Linked DNA regions of Homo sapiens: all the other regions are linked to region 3. A link is a contact called in ENCODE Hi-C or POLR2A ChIA-PET data. All regions are on one chromosome and are shown on one strand. The core of a region is the stretch at or near the end of the contact, and the rest is flanking DNA. Distances in the headings are between cores, read along the strand shown. Region 1 holds the start of SPRY4-IT1 (SPRY4 intronic transcript 1). Region 2 overlaps SPRY4-AS1 (SPRY4 antisense RNA 1). Region 3 holds the start of RNF14 (ring finger protein 14). Region 4 overlaps SPRY4-AS1 (SPRY4 antisense RNA 1).

Region 1 (5,100 bases), core at 911-3,410, 350 kb after region 3:
TTTACTAGAGTAGCTAAGCCAACCCTGGATCAGTTTCTAATTTCACCGAGAGAGTGCAATTTTAAGTTGGAATCCAGCCAGAGATTCAACTGCAGTGCCTGACACGGAACCCCAGGAAGTCACTTAAATCAAAGAGCGGAAACTGCTTGGTTCAAATTTAGAAAGTGCACATTGTTTTCTATTAGAAGTGCCATTTCCTTGCCTGCTGACCTTTACATTTGGAATTCTGCTGGAGATCAATTTAAAGAAATAGCAGCAGAAGGCCAAGACCTCTGCTCAAGGGGATACAATTTGGAATCCAAGGGAAAGATTACACTCTGGGAAGATTCCACCCCAATCTTAAGAACCCCAGGGAATGGGGAGGGAGGGTAAAAGAGAAAGATAAGTCTTTAAAACAAAACCAAAAAAAGGCCATTGCATTAATGTATTATGGGGTGGGGTTTTAGTAAATGCTTTTGCATTTACTAAATTTGCATCAAGATGCTAACGATGTTCTAATTAGGAGAGCTGATCCTGCCCCTCTGCTGTTAGGTTTATCTAGAACCTGTCTAAAATAAAAAGCTAGCTCTAGATAAAAGTTTATGAAGGGGATAAAAAGGGGGCTATCCACGGGGCTCCAGTATGTATATCACTTACACTGCTAAATCCAAAAAGCATCCAGTCTTTTCTGCGAGGTTCAATGCTCAGTCAACTGATATTTCCCATTCACGCAGGGCATCAACTATTGGCTTTGCTCCCATGGCCCTGCCTACTTAAAAGGATGCTGGTATTTCTTTACACGCCTTGTTTTTCCTGTCTTGGAGAAAGCCTACCTAGTGGCAGTGCCTGCCCCCATGTTCTCTTCGGATGAAACCATAGCATCACCTTTGAATTGGCGATTTCCTTGTGGCAGAGTTTACCTTAAGTGTCTGGCAGGTCTGCCACCAAAGAGTAGCCACTTGCCAAAGCAGCCTCCCCTGGAGATCCTGTGGTCAGGGCTGGAGAGAGGGAATGCAAGTAAGCATCTATGGAGAGGAGTTTTTCCAAGGATCAGGCTGATGACAACGTAGGAATTCCAGGGAATGCTACCTCAGCCTGCCCACTTATTCTCAATAGGTGTTCCAAAGCCTTGCTTCTAGAATAAATGAGTTTGGGGCAAGAGGCCAGGGTTAGGAGCCCAAGGTCCAGCACTGAGGACGCTGCCTGGAGGAAAGGGTGTGGCTTGGCCTAAGAATTAAAAATGCCACGGATAAGATTCTCCAGCACCAGCCAGAACCCTCACCCCCGGACAATGATAACATGAGTCCCTTGTTCCAGAAACCGATGTCAGGAATATTCAGGGTCCTGCCAACACAATGTAGGCAGCAGTTTGAAGCTTCTATTGCCCCATATAGTTGGGTTTTGTCTCTCAGGACCAGGATTGGGTCTGGTCATGCTGTGGAAGAAAGTAAAAGACTCCCTTTCCTTAAGCAGATTCACTTTTTTTTTTTTTTTTCATTTGTGAGGTTCTTTAAAAACAGCCCATGTCCTACAGATAAAGCAAAAGAAATGGGCAATGCTCAGAAATTTTAATAGGCCTTGGAATCAGAAAGCAGATTCCCCAATTCATGGAAAAGTCCCACCAGGAAGCCAGGATGGGAGCAGCCGCTGCAGGCAATGGGGATGTTGGCATTCACAGGCTCCCATAACCCTCCAGAGGCAGCTGTCAACATCTGGGCCTGCAGTTGAGGCCAGACATGGGGATGGGAGCTTGGCCCACGATGACTTGGCTCTCTGGGGACGATGCAGCATCCGATGGCTCCACTGGGCATATTCTAAAATGTATCTTCCCTATTATAACCCCGATGTAGTAGGATTCCTTTCAACCACCAGCTCAGCAAAAACCAAATCAGAGTTCCACTGCTGGCCTCACCCCTCACCAGCAGGGACCCTCCAAGAGCCTCTGCTGAATTTATGTGGCTGACAAAGGAAAACAATTTTCTGAGCTGCCTATTTAAGAACCCCTCAGCACAGCTAAATGATGTCTCAAAAAAAAAAAGAAAGAAAAAAAGAAAAGAAAGAAGGCCTGGCGCAGTGGCTCATGCCTGTAATCTCAGCCTTTTGGGAGGCCAAGGTAGGCAGATCACTTGAGGTCAGGAGTTCAAGACCAGCCTGACCAACAGGATGAAACCCCCATCTCTACTAAAAATACAAAAATTAGCCAGGCATGGTGGCAGGTGCCTGTAATCCCAGTTACTTGGGAGGCTGAGGCAGGAGAGTCACTTGAACCCAGGAGGCGGAGGTTGCTGTGAGCCAATATCGCACCACTGCACTCTAGCCTGAGTGACAGAGCAAGACTGAGTCTCAAGAAAAAAAAAAAGAAAGAAAGAAAAAGAAAAAACAACTCTCAGTTGATTTGGTAGATCAATCTCTACTCACTGAGAAACACCCACCCTCCACTCTGAGCAATGCTGACAATCTTAAGTGCAATTTAATATGTGCTCCCTGCTTCCCCTGCAAGGTAGTAAGAGATTTATAATATAAATAAGAGAGAGGAGGTTTTGCCTCATTTAAGCAGTTTGGAAGAGACTGATGGCCAATTTGGAAGACACTGGACAGAGAAACAAACCCAGCACTCCACTTAGCCAAAGAAGCACCTCTATCAAGTTTAGGTGGTACTCTTACGAACTGGCAAGAGGGAAGGGACTTTTACCTCCACTCAACCTTCTAATAATAATAAATAATAATTATGGAAGCGGCTAATATTTACGAAACATTTCTTGGTGCCAGGCTCCGTGCTAAGCCCTCAGTGATTTATTTTCTCACCATAAATCAAGTCATTTAATCCTCACCATACTTCAAGAGAGAACCCATTTTACAGAGGAGGAAATGGAAGCACAAAGGGTCATAGAGCTAGCAAGTGACCAGAGCAGGATTTGAACCAAGACAGCAGAGGCTTCAGAGGCTGAAATATTAACCTCTCAGCCCTGACTTACAAAAGCCCTCCATAACCTCTGGGAATTTATGGAAAGGCATGAAAGTGCCATCACTTTCACAACCATGGACTCCTCCAGCCCTCACGGAACATCATTAGAACATCCTGGGGCTCTGCAATGCAACCAACAGGGAAGGAAAGCCAGATGGGGCTTACATCAGCCTGAACCCCAGGGAGGGGAATTTTCAATGTGGAGAGTGAAGGCTGTGGGGGTTTGTAATCTCTCTCATTCAAGGAAGGCTCAGAGTTCAAGTGCTCTTCACTCCAGTTCAGTGTTACATGCCATCCCCCGTCTTAAAAGTGGTTTCATTTTTAGTTTTCTTATAGTTGAATGGATTTCACTTGTAGGAGTTTATTACAAACCAGTCCCCAAAAGGAAACCCTGGGGTGGAAAGGAATCTCTACTCCTCCCCACCTATCAAGTTGAACTTAAGGGTCCCTAGGGTACCTTCATTGATGGGGTCCCTGGCCCAGGTCTGTGAGGAAGGGAGGGAGCCAGGGCACAGAGAGTCCTAGAATACTGAATCAGCAGGATATCAAAATCCCCAGAACACGCGCAACACTGTATTTGCTGCTTGGCGGGTCTGGGAGCCCAGAACCAGCCAGTCTGACACTCACTGCATTTGTACCTGTGGGGAGGGGGCTGAGCATCAGGCTGCAAACCGCTCAATACAGGCTGGCTGAAAAGAATCAAGAGGCATGTTAAATGTCCGCACAATTGAGCAGGATGCCTAATCCCACCCACCCACACCCTCCCCTTGACTTACCCTAGGGAGGTGAGTTGGGAAATATTGGGAAAACCTGACAGTTGTACTTTGAAAGCTACAGGTCAGCTAATGACAAACTGGCAAGAGGCTGTGAATGAATGGGTAGTTTAAGCACTGCCCCATTCAGTCTCAGCGGGTTCTTTCAGTGAAGGCTGTTTAACCCTTTAAACAACTCAGAATAAAGGTCTCTAGGCTGCCAGAGAGCCTGCCCACCACTATTGCTTGGTTCTTTGTGACACTATTCCAGTTTAGCTAATTAAGCTACAACCAAATAATGACTTATTGCTTTAAAAGGACTTTAAAAAGAGGGGGAGGGATGCTGAGGGAAGCAGAGGACTTGCCCCTCCCTATACCCTGCAAAGAAAGACAATCTCTGCTGAGAATGGCCCCAGTGGAAGAATAAAGCATTTGGGCAGCTGGATTTGTCTATGAATCTTTCTTCCTTCCCCCACCTCCCTACCCCCAGCACCAGCACTAAGAAGCTCACCTCTGGCCACAATCTGTCAGAGATCACAAAAAAAAAACGGTTGTTTTTCATCACTTCATCCCACCACATTACCGATTCCCAACCCTCTTCTCTTCTCTCTTTCACAGCCAATCAGCTGAGCTCCAAAGCCCCAGCACACGGAAGGGTGGGAATCTTGCTGGACTTTGGGCTTTGGGCTATTTAATCAGCTTCGAGTTTCTGCTTCACTGTATTACCGCCTTAATTGTCTGCTCAGATTCCCATAAAGAAGGATTAGAAGCCAAGAGTCAGTAAAGAAGGAGTCAGAAGGAGCCTGTTAACCACTGGCATAGTTTGGGAACTACTGGCCAAGTCCAGGTCTGGGTGGGACCAGAACCCTAGACTCCTAGGGCAGGGCTTCCTCCCACAGACACTAAGATCTTATTATTTGTCTTCTTACCCTCCACCAAGAAATGAACTTACAATAATAGATTTTAGCTTACTCCTGGGACAGGAGCAGGAAATGACTTCCCCTTCCCCCAACCAAAAAAAGACTACTGACAAGGGAAACCACTCTTCTGCAAGTGGCCACCTGCCCCGAAGGGCCCCTTCCCTTCTCCGCCAGATCCAGCACATCTGTGCTCCCTCCCCTGTGCCCTTGCTTCCTTCACTGACTGGGGCCTGTCCTTGGAAAGAACAATCATGATCACAGCTGAACTGTGGAGCCTCTTAAGCCCAGCCACATGTCCCGGATACATTCCCCAGCCTTGTCAGCTGTCCGGATCTGCAGGGTGGCCCCAGACCCCGAGAGCCAAGAATACCCTCCCTCTTACATCACGCAACACCCCACACCTCCTGTGCAGGAAAGGGGCACCCTTAAAACTAGGCCCTCCTCCTAGGAGCCCAATAATAACCATGAGCATGGCCCTAGTCCT
Region 2 (4,456 bases), core at 737-3,236, 390 kb after region 3:
CCCAAAGTGCTAGGATTACAGGTGTGAGCCAGCGCGCCTGGCCTTCTTACTGCACTTTATTTTATTTTATTTTATTTTATTTTGAGATGGAGTCTTGCTCTGTCACCAGGCTGGAGTGCAGTGGCGCGATCTCGGCTCACTGCAACCTCTGCCTCCTGGGTTCAAGGGATTCCACTGCCTCAGCCTCCCAAGTAGCTGGGACTACAGGCGGTGCCACCACGCCCGGCTAATTTTTTGTATTTTAGTAGAGACGGAGTTTCGCCATGTTGGCCAGGAGATGGTCTCCATCTCCTGACCTCATGATCTGCCTGCCTCGGCCTCCCAAAGTGCTGGGATTAACAGGCGTGAGCCACTGCGCCCAGCCACCTTACTGCATTTTAAACCCAAACTTTAAATATCATCTAGGTCAGTGGCTCTTTTTTTTTTTTTTTTGAAACAGAGTTTTGCTCTTGTTGCCCAGGCTGCAACGCAATGGCGCCATCTCAGCTCACCGCAACCTCCACCTGCCGGGTTCAAGTGATTCTCCAGCCTCAGCCTCCTGAGCAGCTGGGATTACAGGTGCACGCCACCACGCCCGGCTAATTTTGTATTTTTAGTAGAGACGGGGTTTCTCCATGTTGGTCAGGCTGGTCTCAAACTCCTGACCTCAACTGATCCGCCCGCCTCGGCCTCCCAAAGTGCTGGGATTACAGGCGTGAGCCACCGCGCCCGGCCCTAAGTCAGTGGCTCTTAACCCTGGTTGTACACTAAACTCACTTTTGAAGTCTTACAGAAATGCCAGTGCCTAGGCCCCATTACCAAAGATCCTCATTCCCTTTGTCTGAGGTGGGGTCAGGGGTGTCAGTGTTTTTGAAAGCCTCCCTGGGAATTCTCATTTGCACCTAGGTTGAGAAGTACTGTATCTAGTTCAGTGTCTCATTTTCCTTATAGGAAGCTGTGAGGCCGAGAGATGAAAGGAAAGGCTCAGGCGATATAGCAAGAGCAGAAGGACCCAAGCCCCTTATCAAGGCTTGTATTCAAGGGGAAAATGCAGCCCTGGGGCTGCCCTTCACTCGGTCTTTGGGATGAGACTTCTGAGCTCTTTCCTGATAATAATGTTTGGACCTTTCCAACCCAGTTCTTCCTAGCACCCTTGCCTTTTCATCCTTGGATGCCTCAGGTCAGACCCCTCAGAGAGGTGTCCCTACAGAAAGCCGCTGTTCTAGAATGTGACCCATTAAAAAACTCATAGCACTTGTAGATGTGAAATAATCCTGTTCATTCATTTTTGAGAATCTAAGCCCCCTGTGGGCAGGAACCGTATCTGTGTTGTTCCTGCGGTGCGGGGGCTTAGAGTAGTGACCAGCACTTAGTAAAACATACTCATTAAATGACTGAATGAACGAAATCCCAGGAGGCCAGTTGAGTAGTTTTTTTTTTTTTTTTTTTTTTTCCTGGTCCCGACCATCTGATTCTCATTACTTCTACAGCTCGGGAAGTCTCTGCTTTGGCATTTTATAAACCTCCTGTGCGTACGTCGACATTTTAACCATAAATCCAGAGTTTTGGGACTGCAAAACTCGAGGCCAGGGGATTGGGGGAGGGGGATAACTACCCGGAGGTCCGAAGCCCGGCGGAGCTGCCCTGGGGTTGGGGGGAGGGACGGGAACCCTCGGGAGGACGCCCCTCCGCCCCCTGCCCACCCCCTCGGCGGGACATGGCCCCGGGCCGGGACGTCCTTCAGATTGGTGCGCCGCCGCCGCGGCCGTCTCCTCCCGTCGGGCGGGGTGGGGGGTGGTGAGGGACGCGATCCAGGTCGTGGCCTGGCGGCGGCTCCGGCCACAGCCCCCGCATTCCGGCCGCGCGCCCCCGGAGGTGACGCCTTGAGGAAGCTGTATTTTTTTGGGGGGGAGCCGCAGGGAACCGTTGGGAGAGGGGCCCTGTGTGTGTCCCTTTAAGAGCCGGAGCGCTGCCTCCGCCTCGCAGGCGCCCGGAGCCTCACAAAAGAACAGGATGTTGTTGATTTGTCACCAAACCACAGAGAGGAAATGATTGTAAATTTCCTTTAAACATCCCCACCGCGCTCCGGCCGCCCCCGCTTCCGCCTCCTCCGCCCCCGCCCGGTTCGGCACAGCGGGGCCTCAGCGCTCCCGCGGGGCGCCTGCTCCCCGGCCGGGCCACGGGCCGAGCGGCTCCTGGGCGCCTGCGGGAGGAGCCCCCGGCCCGGCCGCTGCCCCAGCTCGCGTTCCAGTTGCTTTTTCTACAGTTGCAGCGGAGGAAGGTCCTGGGCTTTTGTGTGAGCCCGCGCGCCGCCCTTCTCTCCGGGAGCGAATGGGAACCGCGCGCGGGGAGCTCCGTGCTGTGTCTAGGGAGCGCCTTAGCGCGCCATCCCCGTTTAGCCTCGCAGCTTCCCTGTAGAGGCAACAACCGTTATCTCCTTCGTTAGGGTCTGGAGGGAAACTGAGGCCCAGGTTAGTTACGTGAGCCGAAAGTCACCAGCTCTTGGAACGCTTTGGGGGCTCTTGGAACACACCATGCAGGTTTAGGTCACCCCAGACCTTATATTTGTGAATCAGTGAGCGACCGGAACATTCTAGAATCCCCAAGTCATCAAAAGTGGCAATTTACATTGCGAAGTCCAAAGCAATGATTGCCAAGTCCAAGTTTTTTCGTGGGGGAACGTCCCTCACCACTTCCAGCCGGGCATCCACTTTTCAGAAGCTGTTTGGGTCTCAGTTTCTACTTTCACTCCATTTGCTTGTAAGATTTCAGGAAGCCTCTGGTGGAGTAAGTGTTTGCTCCCAACCTGTGGCCCATGTTGGAGTGGTGTGGTCTGTGGTCTAGGAAAGGGCTGCCTTTGCTGTACAGAGTGTTCTTTTGGAGCAAGTAATGCTTATTCCGGCATAGGCTGCACTGGGCTTCTTGAACTAAAAGCAGCAGCTAATGTCCTAGACACCGCTGAACAGAATTCTCTCATTTCATCCTTTGACCAGCCCCAGGAGGTAGAGGTTGCTTTTCTCTTTAAACAGTTGAGGAAGCAGGTTCAGAGAGGCTGAGGAACCGGACCAGCTTGCACATTGTAAGTGGAAGACAAAAGACTCATTTAGTTACCACATTCTGATTACTGGTGATGTCTCTCTTTAATACTTTGTCTTATTACTCGCTTGCGGAGACAGGTGGTGAAGAGAATACAGGATATTTTTGTTGGGTCTTGTTACCTCAACTTCCAGGGAGCTCTGGGCCGGACTCCACTTTCTGGGAATAGAGTTAGGTGGCCAGTGCTCTCAGACTGGAATCTTCCCTTTGCCAGCCTTATGAGAGGTCCTGAGTGGCTTGGGGACTGAGGTGGAGTTCTTTTCACTCTACTTGAATAGGAAAATGGGCTCCTTTAAACGATTACCTGGAGTTGGATTTCTAAGGCTGAATAGCCCCAGTCCAATGCAAGCCCTTCTATTCAGATTTCTCAGCTCTAGGGGGCAATGGTAAGAGCTGGTGAGATGTATGGAGGGTTGACTTTGAATATTAAACGTGCGGTTCCTAACAGCTAATGTTTTCGTGTGCCTGCTATGTGCCATGCACTGTGCCAGGTGCTGTGCACGTGTTTTCTCATTTGATCCTAAGCCACGAAAAGTTGGTACCCAGAGAGGTCGTGCACCTAGAAATGATGGAGCAGGGGTTGGCATTTTTCTCCACAGAATCCCCTGTGTCTGTGCAAGAGGTCATCCAGGCACCCCAGAAATGAGACCACAGTTGCTTGCCTTCAATCATTTAGAAAGCCAAGAGGGTCCTTGGTGCGGGTGGATTTTGAGAGAGAAAGACAGTGGCCTTTGGCTCCTTTGTGCTGCAGCTGTCTGCAGTTCCTCAACTCTGAGGACATTTGTTGATGGATTTCCAGAGCGGACTTCTGTGTCTCCACCTGTCCTTTTTGCTTTTATAGAATGCCAGTCACTGGGACATCCACATCCTGACACTTGGGAGGGTGAACCATCTCCTTGTTTCCATTCCTCAGATGAGGAGCACAGGGCACCAACCTGCTAAGTTGTTGTGGGCACTGAATGGGCTGACTTGAGGCAGAGCAAAGCCACTGAAGTCAGGGTCCCTAGTCCCCGCCACTCAGTTCTGGGGAAGCTGGAACCATAGGGCAGGTCATCTGATGCCACCTGGTCTGAGTTTCCTGGCCTGTGAAGAACTTTGGTCTAGGTGGTCTATGAGGGCCCTTCCAACCATTATAGAAAAAATAGCTTCTATTTACTGGTCCCGTTAATAATATTTATTAAACATCCATTACATGCCAGGCACTACTGTTACAGGCGTTGGAAATACAGTGGTCAACACAAGTTCTGCCTTCTTGGAATTTAGGTGAAGATGCCCGAATAAAATAATTTTATATATATGTAAGTGTATGTATATGTGTATATGTCTATACATATATATGTGTACAGTCGTAGGCTGCATAATGATGGTTCAGTTAATGATG
Region 3 (4,858 bases), core at 1,911-4,410:
CAAACCTGCACATGTACCCATGAACTTAAAAGTTAAAAAAAAAAAAAAAAAGTGGCCCAGGCGCCGTGGCTCACATCTGTAGTCGCGGCACTTTGGGAAGCCAAAGCGGGTGGATCACTTGAGCCCAGGAGTTCAAGACCAGCCTGGGCAACATGGTGAAACCCCATCCCTACTAAAAATACAAAAATTAGCCAGATGTGGTGGTGTGCACCTGGAATCCCAGCTACTCAGGAGGCTGAGGCACGAGAATCGCTTGAACCCTCTACCGGGAGGCAGAGGTTGCCGTGAGCTGAGATTGTGCCACTGCACTCTAGCCTGGGTGACAGAGTGAGACTCGGTCTCAAAAACAAAACAAAACCCCAAAGTATAATACACCTGACTTCAACTTTATGACATTGCTGTCTTTTATTACATCTTTTTATATTAAAAATAAATAAAAATGTCATAAATAGTAATTGTGTAAATATAAAAGGCCTTATTAAAAAAACAAATCTTAGTGCCTCAGTTTTCTCTTCTGTCAAGTGGGCACATAAAATTACCTAAGTCATAGGGTCCTGGGCATTTAAATGAGAGAATGTACGTGAAATATTTAGCACAGTGGAGGGCTAGGCACACGGGGAGACTGCAGTTTAAAAGACTAACCAGGCACATGAGACCAAAGACACAAAAGTCTGTTATTTTCCTAGAGTCAAAAACAAAACTTATTAGAAGGCTGTCTTTACCCAATCTTGTCCTCAAAATTGACTCTAAATCTTTAGTTCACTTTAAACATTCAGTAAATTATTAACACTGCTTTGAAATTCTCTTTCTATTCTCTCTATCCTGTGACCTCTGACATGATGTCACAATTCACCTTCTGCTCTGACTTTGTGAGGATTTCCCAAGCTGGTTGGTGCATGGGCTTCCTCACTTTTTTCCTCACGAAGAGGTCTCTGGTCTCCCCTCTCTGAGCACTCTGAGGTAGGGTTGCTGTGTGTTTTGCTCTTGGTCTAATTCCTTTGGCTAAACATGAATAATTATATTAATGAATGGCTTTGGAGATTCTTCTTCCGTCCTTTGCATTTTTCCGAGATATGTTTCTGGTTTTGGTATCTATTAGAAGGGTATTTTGGTTTCTGTTTTGTGACAATCAAGATTTATAGTACAGAAAATTAGAAGTGATTATTTCTATTTCAAGGTTCTTTCTGTGGCAGCCAGGTAATCCCTTGGGTGCCCTGATTTACTCACTTGGTTTTTTTCTCTCTCCTGGGTATAAGACCAACTACATAATTTACAAAGCCCAGGGCAAAATAAAAATGCAGCCTCTCATTCAGAAATTATTAAGAACTTCAAGAGGGTGAGAGCACAGCATCAAATCAAGAGCAGGGCACTTCTTTTTTATTTTAATTTTTCCATAAGTTATTGGGGTACAGGTGGTATTTGATTACATGAGTAAGTTCTTTAATGGTGATTTGTGAGATTTTGGTGCACTCATCACTCGAGTAGTATACACTGCACCCTATTTGTAGTCTTTTATCCTTCGTCCCCCTCTCATCCTTCCCCCTAAGTCCCCAAAGTCCATTGTATCATTCTTAAGAGCAGGCCACTTCTAAATCTGGGGCCCTTCTAAGTGCAGGGCCCTATGTGACTGCACGGGTTGCTGGCCCATGAATCTAATCCTGCCCGGGAGGCAATGGTGGTAAAAGCTTTAGAATCCTGTAGGCTTGGGTTAGAGTCTTAGCTCTGCAAGTTACTCTTTTGGAGGAAGAAATATATGAAAAAGCGGACACAGGAGCTTATTAGATTGTGAGGAGCACATTAGTTTGATGGGTCCCAGGAGAAGGAGCCAACATTTCTGTATTCCACTTAAGCGCTGAGAACGGTGCTTTGTACCTAAAAAAATTTTTTAATTAAGACATAATTCACATGCAATAAAATTAACTCTTCAAAAGTATACAATCCAGTGGTTTCTAGTACACTCACAAAGTTATACAACTATCACTGCTCTCTAATTCCACAATATTTTCATCACCCAAGAAACACCATATCTATTAGCGGTATCTATTAGCAGTCACTTCCCATTCCCTCCTGCCTTAGTTTCTGGCAACCACTAAACTACTTTTTGTCTCTATGGATTTGCCTATTCTGGACATTTCATATAAATTAAAAACAATATATGGCTTTTTGTGTTTGACTTTTTTTTTTTTTTTTTTGAGACGGAGTCTCGCTGTTACCTAGGCTGGAGTGCAGTGACTCACTGTAACCTCTGTCTCCTGGGTTCAAATGATTCTCCTGCCTCAGCCTCCCTAGTAGCTGGGACTACAGGTGCCCGCCACCATGCCCGGCTTATTTTTTGTATTTTTAGTAGAGACGGGGTTTCACCATGTTGGTCAGGCTGGTCTCGATCTCCTGACCTCGTGATCCACCCGCCTCGGCTTCCCAAAGTGCTAGGATTACAGGCGTGAGCCACCGCACCCGGCCTTCTAAGGGTTTTATAGTTTTAGTTCTTACATTTAGGTCGTTGATCCATATTTAGTTAATTTTTGCATATGGTGTGAGGAAGGAAGTGTATAATTTTAATTCCTGCTTAGCCTGACGATAATCATGTGACCCTTGGTAAGTTCTTGCACCTAAGTCTCAATTTCCTTATTTGTAAAGTGAGAATAACAAATGGTAGCTAAATCATAAGATTACAGTGAAGATAGAAAATTTACGTAGAGCATTTATCACACTGCTTGAAGCATCCTAACTACTCGATAAATGCGGTCGGTGTTACAGTTATAACATGAGCGATGAATGCGTGCTTCCACAGTGGAGTGCCAGAAAGACCGGCAGCATTTCTGAGAAGGTAAACGGGAGGAAGTAGGCTTGCTTAGTCCACTTGGAGAAGCAGGTCTGGGATTGTTGTGAGAGTCTCTGCCCTAGGTAGACCACTGCCTCATGATCCCCTCTAGAGATTGGTAAAAATTCGAATTCTCGGGCCCCATCAGAACTACTGAAAAGAGCCTCCTGTGAGCACAGGGCTCGCAGTAAGTGGGGGTGACGGTGGTCGCGCCGGCAGCGCCGCCTTGGGCCTGCGGGAGGCGCCCGAGAGGCAGGGGCGACCACGGCGGCTGCGCAGAGTCCTCCCTATGCCGGCGGTCGCGCCAGCGGGATCCGCCTGGCTCAGCTGACAGCTCCCGAGAACGGAAGAGGCGGCGCGCCGGTTGAGCAGGGCGTCTCTAGGCCTGGTCGGCTGGCGGCGGTGAGTGGGCCCCAGGCAAGGGCGGAGGGCGGAACTTTGGGGTTCGGCACTGCCGGGCGGCCGGAAGGTACGGTGGGGATAGCTCTCTGGGCGCGCGAGGCAGAGAAGGGGACCGGGCTGGGACTGTACACTGGGCCTCAGTCCCTCAAATCCGGGACCGGGCGTCCGCAGCTCGGCTGGCCGGGACTCCCTTCGGGACGCTGAGGAGGAAGGGGAAGGTGTGGGCCCTGCTCCTTCGGGACGCCCCAGGCTGGCCAGCAGCTCACACATCCGCATTGCGCCCTCTGATCCCAGCGTTGGGGCGGATAGCTAGCGTTGGGCCTGCCCCTGTTTTGGGGCAGTCGCCCAAACGACGCCGCACGCCTAGTGGCGAGCTGAACCCAGACTAGGACACCCGAAGACCAAATGGATAGAGTGAGAAGGAAATGGGGGTTAGCAACCTGAATTGAGGTACTGGATTCCAAGTGACAGCTTCACAAGCTGAAATCTTGTAGGGTAGGTCATGAGGAACTGTTGAAACTGCTTGGAGTAGAAGTTCTTAGCCCTGGCTGCATATTGGAATCACCTGGAGAACTTGGAAAACTACTGAGGCCTGAATTAATTGTTCTAGGGTGTGGCCTGGGTATTGAGATTTTAAAAAACAGCTCCTCAGAAGATTCTAATGTGCAGTCAGATGGAGAACACTAACCTAAAACCATAAACTGCATGAATGAATCTCTCATCCCATTTGCAAATGTTTTAACAGGAAGAAACAAAAAGCTTAATTCAATTAGCACCATATACTCCCACCTAGTAAAATAAGACAATGTGAAAGGACCTAATACAGTACATAGTAGGTGCTCAATTAATGTAAATTGATTCTGAATCTCATTCTTATCTCATTTGGGAGTTACACATCCGAGAATCTGGTTTTTAATTATGGTTTTGTATATAGTATTTTTGCATATAATTTTAGGGTGTTGATAGGATTCTCCGTAGCCCATCTATAGACCACACTCCCTTTTCCCCTCACCCCAGTGAAGAAGCCTAGCTCTAAAGCATTTAGAATAAAACTTAAAAGTTTGTGTTTGTGTACTCTTGTTTTGTTTAAGTATTTTTCTGTTACCAAAATTAACCTTGAGTGCCACTGGCAGGCTTAATTCATGAACAAGAGAGGAAAAACTGGAGGGGAGTGGCAAATGAAGGAATACAAGAAGCAGAAGAGGAAAGGAGAAAAAAACAAAACAAAAAACAAACTGAAGAGATTGTTTGTTATGGGGCATGGTGTCCTGTACTTTCATATGACCTTGGTGTTCCTCCTTAGCTCCTCCCATAGCTGAGGGCAGACAGATAAAAAGTCCTCAGTCATTGCTGGGGACATGCAAATACTCCTTTAACCACATGGCTCAGTTAGCCTGCCCTAGGAGAGTAACATGCACTTGTAGATTAGGATTGGCTATATGTTAGGATATGTTTGACTTAAGCAGTGATCATGGAAATTCAGAATTTTAATTTGGAGAGGGTCCTAACACCATCTTTTGTATTTCTTTTCTGCAGATGGCAGGATTTTCATAATATATGTAGTATGAGTTCCACATCTTGGCCTCTTACCCAGCTTCAGCAGTCTCAGCTCCACCAGTTAGAGAATAAATGGGA
Region 4 (4,833 bases), core at 2,302-4,801, 460 kb after region 3:
TTTAGCTCAGTGGATTAGCTTTTGTCCTCTATGGGTTAGGCACTGACATTCCAGCTCCCGCCACTTCAGAGGGTGTGACGCAGTGATGGAGATGCACAAGCAGGCAATAAAAACTAGTATAATGAGGTTCAAGTTTTAATAGAGAAAGTAGAGCCCAGGTGCCTAGACTATCCTGGAGGTCAGGGAAGGCTTCCTGGAGGAAGAGGAGTCTAGGCTGGGTCTTGAAGGATGAATAGAATTTGACCACATACAGTTAGTTGCACAGGCTCCAAAGGTCTTAAAAGAAAAATGAAAGCTTAGGCTTAAGAAATCTGACAAATTTAAGAAATTGAAACTTTAATGCCAGGTTTGTTTCCCTCTGCCCCCACCTCCACACCTTCCGCATCCGCCTATGCCCCAAGTCTCTAGCTCCTCCCTGTTGCTAGAGGCATGGCTCACATTGTGTGGGGCATGTGGAAAGGGCTGATATGTGGTTGGTTGTCTTGGGGCTAGATGTATGCAAATGAGACTTTTATCTTTAGAATCTTGGAAGCAAGAGTCCCAGATTAAAATCACCCAACATGTTTTTGATTTTTTTTTTTTTAATCTGGTTCATATCCAACCAGCAATTCACTTCAGGGCTGTGAAAGTTAACTGTTTGAGACTGTCACAAATTCCAAGTGCATTGTTTTATGCGACAGAGATGAAAAAGATATGGGAGTTTGGATATTTTGGTCATAATCTCAACTCTGCCAGAGACTTTTGTTTTTTAGAGACAAGGCCTTGCTCTGTTGCCCAGGCTGGAGTGCAGTGGTGTGATCATAGCTCACTGCAGCCTCAAACTCCTGGGTCCAAGTGACCCTCTGCCTCAGCCTCCTGAGTAGCTAGGACTACAGGTGCACAACCTTACACTTGACTAGTTTTTTTGTTTTTTGTTTTTTGTTTTGAGACAGAGTGTCACTCTGTCACCCAGGCTGGAGTGCAATGGCACTGTCTTGGCTCACTGCAACCTCTGCCTCCTGGGTTCAAGCGATTCTCCTTGCCTCAGCCTCCCAAGTAGCTGGGATTACAGGCACCCGCCACCATGCCCGGCTAATATTTGTATTTTTAGTAGAGACAGGGTTTTACTATGTTGGCCAGGCTGGTCTCCAACCCTGACTTCCGGTCATCTGCCCGCCCTGGCTTCCCAAAGTGCTGGGATTACAGGCATGAGCCACCACGCCTGGCCACTTGACTAGTTTTTTTTACTTTTTTTTTTTTCTGTGGAGATGGGGGTCTTGCGTTGTTGGCCAGGCTGGTTTTGAATTCCTAGGCTCAAGCAATCCTCCCGCCTCAGCCTCCCAAAGTGCTGAGAGTACAGGTGTGAGCCACTATGCCTGGGCAAGACTATTCTTATGATCTTGGATGACTCATGTCACTTCAACCAAAAAAGAGAACAAAATCTCTGACATTTATCCATCTATTACGTTTGTTTGTTTGTTTGTTTTTAGAGTTTGACTCTTGTTGCCCAGGTGGGAGTGCAGTGGCGTGATCTCTGCTCACTGCAACCTCTGCCATCCAGGTTCTAGTGATTCTCCTGCCTCAGCTTCGGAGTAGTTGGGATTACAGGCGTGAGCCACTACACCCGGCTAATTTTGTATTTTTCAGTAGAGATGGGGTTTCACCATATTGGTCAAACTGGTCTCGAACTCCTGACCTCAGGTAATCCACCTGCCTCAGCCTCTCAAAGTGTTGGGATTACAGGTGTGAGCTACCGTGCTATTATTTAATAATAATAATATCTATTTTATTCCCCCATTTTTTCACTTTGAAATATTAAAAACTATAGAAAAATTGTAAGAATAAAAGAATGCTATATGTGGGTGTATATATACAAGTATGTATATTTTTGCTGAGCCATTTGAAAGTAAGTTGCAGGTATCGTCACATTTCCCTCCTACAGTACTTCTGCATGCATCTCTGCGTTCTCATAACAGTGGAATTCTCAAACTTGGAAAATGTATTATGGATGTAATACTCTTCTTTAAAATTTCCCTTATTGTCTCCATCATGTTCCTTTTCTGTTGTTTGTTTTTATTTCTGACCCAGGCCAATCAAGGATACATATTGCATTAAATTGTCATGTCTCTTTGGTGTGCTTTAATCAAGAATGATTCCCCAGCCTTTTTTTCTCCCATGAGTTGACATTTTTGAGGAGTCCAGGACAGTCATTTTGCAGATGACCCGGCTGGTTTGTTCAACAGTTAGCAGCAGTTGAATACCTCCCACGTGCTGGGCACTGTGCTGGTGATAGGAGAACATCTGAATCAAGGCAGGTGGGGTTGTTTTCCTTTTGCTGCTCACAGTCTAGTGGGAGAGCCTGAGGATAAATAAGTTACAGAAAAGTGAAAAATACTGGGAGAGACTGAAGAGCATTCCCGCCTAGGCATGCATCTGCTCTAAAGATAAATAGGGCCCGAGACAGGCCAGCCTCGGTGCTCACACCTGTAATCCCAGCACTTTGGGAGGCTGAGGTGGGTGGATCACGAGGTCAAGAGATTGGGACCATCCTGGCCAACATGGTGAAACTCCATCTCTACTAAAAATACAAAAATTAGCTAGGCATGGTGGCGCACGCCTGTAGTCCCAGCTACTCGGGAGGCTGAGGCAGGAGAATCACTTGAACCCAGGAGGTGGAGGTTGCAATGAGCCAAGATGGCACTACTGCATTCCAGCCTGGCAACACAGCAAGACTCCGTCTCAAAGAAATAGGGCCCGAGACAAGAAAAGATGAAGTGGAAAATCATGGGGTGCTTTGAAGAAAGGTCTGTCTCTGAGATGGTGATATTTAAGTTGGCGTCTGGGGTGACAGTGGTGGCAGTGGCATTCCAGGCAGGGGAAACAGCATGTGCACAGGCCTGGAGGCTGGAAGTGTTTGGCCTGGTTGAGGCACTGAGCAACAGCCAGTTTGACTGCAGCATGGTGAGCAGGAGGCGGGAGGTAGGAGAGGAGGTTGATGCCGTGGGCAGGGGTTAGACCATGGTGTGGTGGCTTTTCGATCTAATTTTAGGTGCAATGAGAAGCCCTTGGAGAGTTGATAAAGTGGACCCCATGAACTGAGGCATGCTTTAAAAAGATTACCAGCCTCTGTTTGAAGCACCCCTGAAGCCATTTGCTGGGTTGGAATGAAATTTCTTCCACAAATTCAAGAGGATGGATAAATTCAAAGTGGTGTTTGTGAGAATTTAGAGCTATCAGAAAAGGTGGTTTAAAACTCCTGACTTATGTTTGTTATTTGAAATTATACCTGGGTAATTTCTGAGGCATGGACTTGGCTTGGCTTTCCAGAGAGGTGGGTGGGGACATCTCTTGTTCTCTCGTCTTGTCTGGTTTGTCCCCTTCATCAGTGACATCATCACACCCTAGAAACCACACAGTAGTCCCATTGCCTCCCCGGCAGTTTTTAATTTGGACTTCGGCTGGTGTCTCTGGGGAATCCTGCCACCCCTGGCTGAGGAGTGTGTGCCTCCCACCTGCTCTCCCCAGGCGCCCCTTCCGCAGAGCCCACCCACCTTTGCTTCATGGTCCTTCAAGCCGACCACACTGGAACTAAACCAACGCTTAAGAGGAAACAGATTAGCAGGCGCGGTGAGGCCCCTGCCTGTTCCTGGGCAGGCCCCATGCAGCTAGAGGCGTACACGGTGCCTGTGCTCGTTGGCCTCCTGCCTGGGCTCACCCGGCCAGAGTCTGGGGAGGGTGGCCGCCAGGTGTGTAAGGGCCACAAAGATGCTGGCAGTCTGCCTGAAGCTTCGGAATCAGAGACCGAGAGGAAAGACTCCCAGTTTGCAGAAGAACATCTCCAGGGTTTATTGCACTGAAGTTAGAGTTACCTTAACCTGTCTGCTGCAGCTTTATGCTGGTTGATGTGTATTTAATTCACAAACTTGTGTTAATTTCCTCTGCTTTTTTGTCCTCCACAAAGTGTGTCCTTGTCACTGTTCTTCTCATACACGCATTCATCCTGACCTTACTGAGGGCTTCCTGTGTTGAGAGCTGGGTGAGGTCACTGAAGAAAGTGTTCAACCCAGAGTCTGCAGTGGAGGGAACAGCCATGATGCCATGCTGCAGGTGTGGAGATGCTTATCAGATACTTCCTTGCCTGCGGCCTGGCCCCTGCAGCCCACACTCAGCTGCAGGAGCTCTCTCAGGTCCTGGAGCACACCATGCTCCCTGCTTCCTTAGGGTCTTGGCATTTGCTGTTCCCTCTGCTAGAATGCTCTTCCTGTGCCACCTCCTTCACCTAGCCAACTGCTACCCTTCTCTGCCCACCCTGGCAATGCCTGATAACCTTGTCATCTGCATACATAGGACCGTGTCTCTTTCCTTCAGACTACACAGCTCCATTTGGAATAATGTGTGTACGAATGTGTGTGATTATTTGATTCCTGTTTGTCTCCCCTACTTGGGTGTAAACTTTGTAAGGGATGGGAAGATGTCTGTGGTTGCTCATCACATAACCCCAGTGTACCCTAGGCCTAACTCTTTAGTGGTAGAGGGTTCTCTAGAGAACGGCTAGTTACTGATGGAATCTCAGGAAGTGTGTGCACGGTGGGTGGCTTCTGTGAAGTCGGGAAGTCAAGGCTTGCTCTCCCCTGGGCAGAATCCAGTACGATGAAATGAGAGAGAGATGGAATGCAGAGCACTCGAGAGCGTTTGGAGATACTGGGTGTTTTCTGGCATCCTAAACAGCAAGGACCCAGGATACCCACCCACTTGCCTTCAGAGCAGACTACAAGGAATCTTCCTGTTCATTTTCCTGACTGTCTCCCCATATCCCCATTCTCCATATTGAGTTTTTCTGGAAAGAAGCAAGGG

What was found. Hi-C counts contacts between places; a loop is a spot of excess contacts on that map. ChIA-PET counts read pairs that join two places held with the same protein, here RNA polymerase II (POLR2A). Pooled maps may share reads with other maps.
Region 1: a loop to region 3 is called in a pooled map, with 4 times the contacts of the local background. The contact joins the promoter of SPRY4-IT1 here to the promoter of RNF14 in region 3. A Hi-C loop is called at or near these places in 5 of 37 single-sample maps with no recorded cell type and 11 of 50 pooled maps. POLR2A ChIA-PET finds 5 or more read pairs at or near these places in 2 of 52 experiments (MCF 10A and WTC11).
Region 2: a loop to region 3 is called in a map of CD8-positive, alpha-beta T cell, with 31 times the contacts of the local background. The contact joins the enhancer-like site here to the promoter of RNF14 in region 3. A Hi-C loop is called at or near these places in 3 of 168 maps with a recorded cell type or tissue (CD8-positive, alpha-beta T cell and naive thymus-derived CD4-positive, alpha-beta T cell), 4 of 37 single-sample maps with no recorded cell type and 12 of 50 pooled maps. POLR2A ChIA-PET finds 5 or more read pairs at or near these places in 11 of 52 experiments (CD4-positive, alpha-beta T cell, Caco-2, GM12878 and 7 more).
Region 4: a loop to region 3 is called in a pooled map, with 4 times the contacts of the local background. The contact joins the enhancer-like site here to the promoter of RNF14 in region 3. A Hi-C loop is called at or near these places in 4 of 50 pooled maps. POLR2A ChIA-PET finds 5 or more read pairs at or near these places in 4 of 52 experiments (AG04450, WTC11, activated CD4-positive, alpha-beta T cell and 1 more).

Annotation. Positions count from the first base shown.
Region 1 is chr5:142,316,162-142,321,261 of GRCh38, forward strand. It overlaps SPRY4-IT1 (SPRY4 intronic transcript 1), which reads right to left and starts at 2,161. Exons shown (of 1, transcript NR_131221.1): 1 at 1,459-2,161. All of the region lies in intron 1 of SPRY4 (sprouty RTK signaling antagonist 4), which reads right to left. RefSeq lists an enhancer at 3,431-4,175.
Region 2 is chr5:142,355,090-142,359,545 of GRCh38, forward strand. All of the region lies in intron 3 of SPRY4-AS1 (SPRY4 antisense RNA 1), which reads left to right. Among named protein-coding and RNA genes, the nearest start is that of SPRY4-AS1, 32 kb to the left of the region's middle. RefSeq lists enhancers at 1-772, 773-1,574 and a silencer at 1,612-2,261. Within about 2 kb of position 1,987, at least 34 of the 41 ENCODE cell types and tissues checked have a DNase peak (open chromatin) inside an H3K27ac peak, as active enhancers do.
Region 3 is chr5:141,965,945-141,970,802 of GRCh38, forward strand. RNF14 (ring finger protein 14) reads left to right here and starts at 3,161. Exons shown (of 9, transcript NM_004290.5): 1 at 3,161-3,223; 2 at 4,760-4,858. LOC124901095 (a long non-coding RNA gene) reads right to left here and starts at 3,836. Exons shown (of 3, transcript XR_007058977.1): 1 at 3,664-3,836. RefSeq lists a silencer at 2,944-3,083 and an enhancer at 3,194-3,343.
Region 4 is chr5:142,429,065-142,433,897 of GRCh38, forward strand. The region is part of intron 3 of SPRY4-AS1 (SPRY4 antisense RNA 1); the gene reads left to right. Among named protein-coding and RNA genes, the nearest start is that of SPRY4-AS1, 110 kb to the left of the region's middle. Within about 2 kb of position 3,552, at least 13 of the 41 ENCODE cell types and tissues checked have a DNase peak (open chromatin) inside an H3K27ac peak, as active enhancers do.